Linked DNA regions of Homo sapiens: region 2 is linked to region 1. Evidence: chromatin contacts called from ENCODE Hi-C or POLR2A ChIA-PET data. All regions are on one chromosome and are shown on one strand. Each heading gives the region's core, a stretch centred on a gene start or an enhancer-like site at or near the end of the contact. The rest is flanking DNA. Distances are from core to core; before and after follow the strand shown.

The links. A loop is a pair of places that touch in the nucleus more often than their neighbours do. ChIA-PET counts read pairs that join two places held with the same protein, here RNA polymerase II (POLR2A). Pooled maps may share reads with other maps.
Region 2: a loop to region 1 is called in a map of endothelial cell of umbilical vein, with 4 times the contacts of the local background. The contact joins two enhancer-like sites. A Hi-C loop is called at or near these places in 12 of 168 maps with a recorded cell type or tissue (GM12878, IMR-90, MCF 10A and 9 more), 8 of 37 single-sample maps with no recorded cell type and 20 of 50 pooled maps. POLR2A ChIA-PET finds 5 or more read pairs at or near these places in 3 of 52 experiments (GM12878, HEK293 and PC-9).

What each region holds. Positions count from the first base shown.
Region 1 is chr13:110,380,714-110,383,845 of GRCh38, reverse strand. The region is part of intron 4 of COL4A2 (collagen type IV alpha 2 chain); the gene reads right to left. Among named protein-coding and RNA genes, the nearest start is that of MIR8073, 41 kb to the right of the region's middle. Within about 2 kb of position 1,450, at least 4 of the 41 ENCODE cell types and tissues checked have a DNase peak (open chromatin) inside an H3K27ac peak, as active enhancers do; they include endothelial cell of umbilical vein, where a contact is called at or near this core.
Region 2 is chr13:110,423,907-110,427,038 of GRCh38, reverse strand. It overlaps COL4A2 (collagen type IV alpha 2 chain), which reads right to left. Exons shown (of 48, transcript NM_001846.4): 5 at 2,171-2,305; 6 at 2,042-2,086. Among named protein-coding and RNA genes, the nearest start is that of COL4A2-AS2, 38 kb to the left of the region's middle. Within about 2 kb of position 1,463, at least 4 of the 41 ENCODE cell types and tissues checked have a DNase peak (open chromatin) inside an H3K27ac peak, as active enhancers do; they include endothelial cell of umbilical vein, where a contact is called at or near this core.

The sequences.
Region 1 (3,132 bases), core at 201-2,700:
GAGACCAGGCGTTCGAGACCAGCCTAGCCAACAGGCTGAAACTCATCTCTACTAAAAATATAATTAGTTTGGTGTGGTGGCATGCGCCTGTAATCCCAGCTACTCAGGAGGCTGAGGCACGAGAATCGCTTGAACCCGGGAGGTAGAGGTTGCAGTGAGCTGAGATCGTGCCACTGCACTCAAACCTGGGTGACAGAGCGAGACTGTCTCAGAAAAAAAAAAAAAAAAAAAAAAAAAAAGAAAAGGGCTGACACAAAATAACCACTGATTGCATCCTCCTGTTAGCATCTTGGTTTATTATGTGTATAAAACCTCCTACAATCTAAAAATCACCCCCCAACAAAATCTATTCTTGATCTGACATAAACCTATGAATGTAACTCTCAAAACCACAACTGCACTGCAGTACAGTATTAGCATTTATCAGATAAAAATACAGTTGATTAATTTCTGAATCCATCAACCCTTAAAGGGTAAAATTTATAAAAGATTAGCTTGCAATATTCAGATACAATTGTTTTTTCCCTCTCTTCCTTTTGTCCCCCAAGAGTATTGTAAATGGTACATATGGCTAATCAAATCAACAAGAAAATAACGAGTGTCCTATTTGTTTTTTCCGGACCCTGTTCTGACAGCATCTTCCATGGCTCAAAAAGGCCACATCCTAGCGTGGATACGCAGAACATGGCACTATCCCCATAAGTTTGAGCAAACATTAAAAAAATAAACAAGAGTCACTTAAAAAATGTGGTACATTAAAAGTGATGCTTAAAAGAGCTAGTTGAGTTGATTCTCTGTCAGAATCTTATGGTTGAAATTAGATAAAATCATCAGTGGAATTTTGTGTACATGTTTTATACAATAATATCCATAACTCATAATGAAATGGCCAAACTCCATTCTGAACACTCTTTCTTAAGGTTAATATAAACAGAAATCTATTACCACTAAGCTGAGTAAAAATCTTTAAAAAATTATCTGCGGATTATTTTTCTGTTATTCAAAGTGTATATTTTCAATAGGAAAAATGTGATGCAACTATTTTTGACTTTCTTAAAATGTGGTTTGGGAAATAAGTTATTCACTCATTAAAATAGATAGCTAGCGTTCCTTAAAGTTTGAATACAGGAGGAATTTTTGTTGTTGTTGATCTCTCCTATTCAAATTCCTCTTTCAAAATTGGATCAATTTAAGGAAACAATTTAATATAATTGTTAAAGTGATATTTAATAGATTCTTCAATTTTATTTACTTTGTGTGACATTGTATTTATTTTATATAATTCATTGTAAATAGAAGTTTACGCACAGAGTTACCATAAATACATCCTGTTTTATTTACAAAGTATCTAAGGAAGAAGATGATTCATGCTCCCTAGTCTCCAGCACCTGTTTTGATACTTTACTCATTTACTGCTATGTGATTCATATATTTCTCTCTGGGGAAGTGGGCGGAAGACGGGTGCACATTGTTCTATGAAAACTTCAAGTCTTGCAAGTCTTGTTTTTTCCCCTAAGTCTTTTAAAATGTGCTGTGGAAAGAATTTATTCTAATTGGCTAATCAACAAGGATGCTATAGCACTATGCAGCTGTTTATGAGAAAAAACTGTCCTCAAATACTTGTCCACCATAATTGCTTTGTTTGAAGACATTTGGAATGGAGAGGTTTAGTAATGGATAGAAGGGATTGTTTTTTTCTCTATTTATGATTCGATGAATGGAAATCCTTTTAGACTGGCTAAACTACTTCTATTTTCTGATCTTAAAGTAGTTGTTCAACAGCAGTAGGACACAAATGATGCTGGATATATATATGGCAACCGTGAAAAATTCAGTGATAACAAATACTGTAGTTCTAGTGCAAATTTGTCCCATTGAAATAAGTAATAATCAAGGCATAGCATCAAGCTTCTAGAGAAAAAATGAAATCCAGCAGAAAAAGGGAGAGCATAAAATCTCAGTATGGGTACTGAGACCTAGGGAGTGGGGTTATCATCACCACCACCATTTTAGACTAATAATAACGATGATATGAAGATGATGATGCGTTGGGTGCTTGGCTGTGTGGTTTACACACTTCCTTTCATTTGTTTCTGAAAGGGAGTGAAAAAGGAGTGAGGCAGATTCAATCCCAGACTGCGTCCAGGGTCAACCTTTCTACTAACAGGAGGATTCCCAGATGCAAATTCAAGCAGGTCGAGAACACATTGTTGACCTGAGGCTCCTTTTCTGACCTGTCCTTGAGGCTGAGAGTTCAATCACGTGTTCACTGGTATCTCCAGTTGTGCGAGACAGTCACTAATAGGGTCATAAGGACCCACCTGGCAGAAAGATGCACAGCCTAAGTTGATATCTGGTGGCTCCTGATGAAGAGGTTTAATAACTGTTATTTCCCAATAGGATTTACAGTATTTTAGATTTTTAAAGAATCATTTTTTTCCTAAAGAAATCTGGCTACGGTAGAGGAGCAGGCGGATGTCAAGGAAAGGGGACGCCAGAGTGCTGGGCGTGAGAGCCCCGTGGGTGTGAGATAGAGCCGGTGGGTGTGACATAGAGCCGGTGGGCGTGAGATAGAGTCCGTGGGTGTGAGATAGAGCCCATGGGTGTGAGACAGAGTCCATGGGTGTGAGATAGAACCTGTGGGTATGAGATAGAGACCGAGGATGTGAGATAGAGCCCGTGGATGTGAGATAGAGCCCATGGGTGTGAGATAGAGCCTCTGGTTGTGACATAGAGCCCGTGGGTGTGAGATAGAGACCCATGGGTGTGAGATAGAGCCCGTGGGTGTGAGACAGAGCCCGTAGGTGTGAGACAGAGCCCGTGGGTGTGAGATAGAGCCTGTGGTTGTGACATAGAGCCTGTGGGTGTGACATAGAGCCCGTGGGTGTGAGATAGAGCCCATGGGTGTGAGATAGAGCCTGTGGTTGTGAGATAGAGCATGTGGGTGTGACATAGAGCTCGTGGGTGTGAGACAGAGCCCGTGGGTGTGAGATAGAGCTCTGTGGTTGTGAGATAGAGCACGTGGGTGTGAGTTAGAGCCCATGGGTGTGACATAGAGCCCGTGGGTGTGACACAGAGCCCATGGGTGTGAGACAGAGCACGTGGGTATGAGATAGAGCACGTGGGTGTGAG
Region 2 (3,132 bases), core at 214-2,713, 43 kb before region 1:
TCAGATGTCCACAGCCATTGGTTGAACTGGTGCCGTCAGATGAGAGATCCAACAGGCTCAGTCAAACTCTCTGGTGAGCCAGAGGAATCCCTGTTTGTTGGCAGCTTCTCGATCTGTTTGCAGAGCTGGCACTCTAGTGGCCTTTCAAATAAAGACATAAGGGGCCCTTGCACTTCAGCTTGAGAAAACAGCTCTCCACATGTTCTGCTCCAGATTTTTAGTATTCTGTGATGCTTTTGCTTAAAATGAACTGTAATGTTTAAATTTTTCTCTATTATTTGTCTGCCGTTGGTCTTTCTTACTTGCTTAGAACTGATCTATTTGAAATTGCATGTCAATCTAATCTGAGTCTGAAATTGTGCTTCAAAGAAAAATTTCAGTTATATTGAGCTAAATGTCTGTCTCTGCTCAGCATCAAATTAGATTCACTGCTATATGAGACCACTCCTCTAAGATTTTACTGCATATCGCTTCTTATATATAACTTCTAATCAGCTAAAATGATCCAGGTCCTTCAAACTCTACATTTGTTAACTGATTACTTATGGCAGGTGATATTTATGTTAACTTAATTTGTAGTATCAGAGTTCTGCGGTTAAGAGACTGGATCCTTTGAGCAGCAGGTTCAGTAGAAAATGGTCTTCACCTGCTCACCACAATCATTCCTCCAAATTATGATTACTTCTTCCCTAGTTTGTGAGACATCTGCCTCTGATATTAAGTGAGTGTAAAGTGGAAACATGAAGGAAACTTGGTACAGATGAGTTGCAATTGCTTTCCATAATGTCATTCCATTTTAACTCAGATTTCAGCTGGAGACAAAACTGAAAGACACTCCAAAGAGTTCAAAAGAGTAGTTTAAAAATGGGTGATTTAGATTCAGGCCATTAGTATGAAAATACTTTCCTAATTTGTTTAATCTTTGGGTTGTGCAGATTCTTCATTTCTGTCCATTTCTCAAGATTCTGACTGATGTGAACATTATTTCCTTATTTGTTCAGGGCCATGTGGTAAACCCAAGTGCCTGTTTGAGCCTACCATTCAGGTAGCCCCGAGATCACTGGCTTGCAGCTCTTGTCTTGGCAAATGTGACTTCCTTTATTTTGCCCTGACTGTCTCCTTCTGCTCTGCGGATGTCTCCTCGACGGTGGGACTAAAGATCTCATGGAAACGCATGAGTTCTCTGGCACTGCCCTCCACTCACTCATTCCCTCCTTCTCTTCTGCAAGGCATGGCCCTACTCGTGCAGCCTGGGAATGGAGTCTCTCTCCCTGTGCGTGTGCGTGTGTGGTGATACAGAACCTGCCTCTGCAGGACACGGGCACACACATCTGTGTATATGTGTGAGGTTTGTGAAGCAGATGTCTCAGAACCACAGCAGTAGCCGGATGGGAGGTGGGTCAGAACGTGCGATAAACACATTGATCCCTGAGGTCAGGTCTGGCCAGGAAGCCAACCCTGGGAAATCTGCTCGTGGGTCCCTGTGAAGAAGGCTGTGAGTCAGGCTGTTTTGTTTATTTTTTTATGCCACGAGAAGTAAAGTAAACTAGGTTATAAAAACACATTTTATTGCATTTTGAGATTTTTCTCATGAACAAACCATGCCTTTTGTTTTTCGTTTTATGTGAGGTTGCTGTAAAGAACTTGAGAAGCTGCACAAATGCTCAGCAGGGCTTCATTCTGCCCATGCTCTTGGCTGAACGACTTTATATGCAGGTTGCTCTATAGTTCGAACGAGATCACAAGACTGGCTCTTTAGGGCGAGTATCTGGACAGCACTCTAGCTTTTTATTACCAAACAATGTGCAGTTTAGCAAAATCGTCTCAATTCTGAAGCCAAGTCTATAAGGACGTTTACAAAGCAAACAATTTGTTCACTGTCTGACTGAATTCCGCGGGGAGAATACGCACGTATAGTCCCCACGTGTTTTATGTCATAAACAAAAAAGGAGGTCTCATTCAAAATGTTTCTTTAAGTCACAAAATGTATTGCCTAGGATGCACGCAATGTTTTAAAATTCCAGTCTTCCATAAAACTTACAGGAATTCCATCGGCACCAGGGAATCCAGAAACGCCTCTTGCTCCCTATGAAGAAAGCAAATGCAATTAACCAAGGCTGAGATACCCGCCACCCTCATGAGGCCAGGGGAATACACCAGCGGTGCGTACCACGTCGCCCTTGGGTCCCGTTACTCCGGGGGCTCCCCTTTCACCCTTGTCTCCTTTACGTCCCTGCAGTCCCGGGAATCCTTGTAATCCTGGTGGCCCATTGTACCCCTGGGGGCCCACTGGCCCAGGCTGACCCTGTGGGAACAACAAAGGTTCAATTTCCACGATTAATCACAATACATACTCATGATCAGTTACGGTTACTTTCAAAACTACATTTTTTTTTTTGTTTTTAAAGAGCTATAATCTACAGGGAACATTATATGTAAACTATCATCTACTGCCATGATAGCTAACAAAAGAAGTCATAGAGTTTAAGAAGAGAAAATATGGAATGTGAGAAAAAAATTATCCTAAATTACTAAAGTCATGTCATTGTGAAATGATAATACTGGGTTGGGATGAAAGAATTAACTTATTTGGGTTCTTTTTAAGGTCATTTCAGTATAAAAAATTTTCCAAATGAATTTCTACAATTTTATCTCTATTTTCCTCAATATAATGCATCCAGTAACTGTGGAAATGTGTATTGCATTCAAATATCAAAAAGACCCTCAGATGTTTAAGTGGTTAATCTCTCCTTTTGTTCACATAGAGGGAAAAAAAAGAGCTTCTGAAACATATAAAAATGTTTGTCCACACTAAATAGGATGGCTGTTATTAAAAAAAGTTATAAGTATTGGTGAGGATGTGGAGAAATCAGAATCTCCGTGCGCTGCTGGTGGGCATGTGAAATGGTGCAGGTGCTTTGGAAAACACTCTGGCGGCTCCTTAACACATTAAAAAAAGAGAATCACTACGGGATCCCACGATTCCACTTCTGGGCATACAGAAAGCAGGGGCTAGCTTTGGTACACTTACACGCACAGCAGCGTGATTCACAACAGCCAAAAGGTGGAAACCACTCAAGTGTCCAACAATGGGTAGACACCCACACAATGGAATAGGACTCAGCCTTTAAA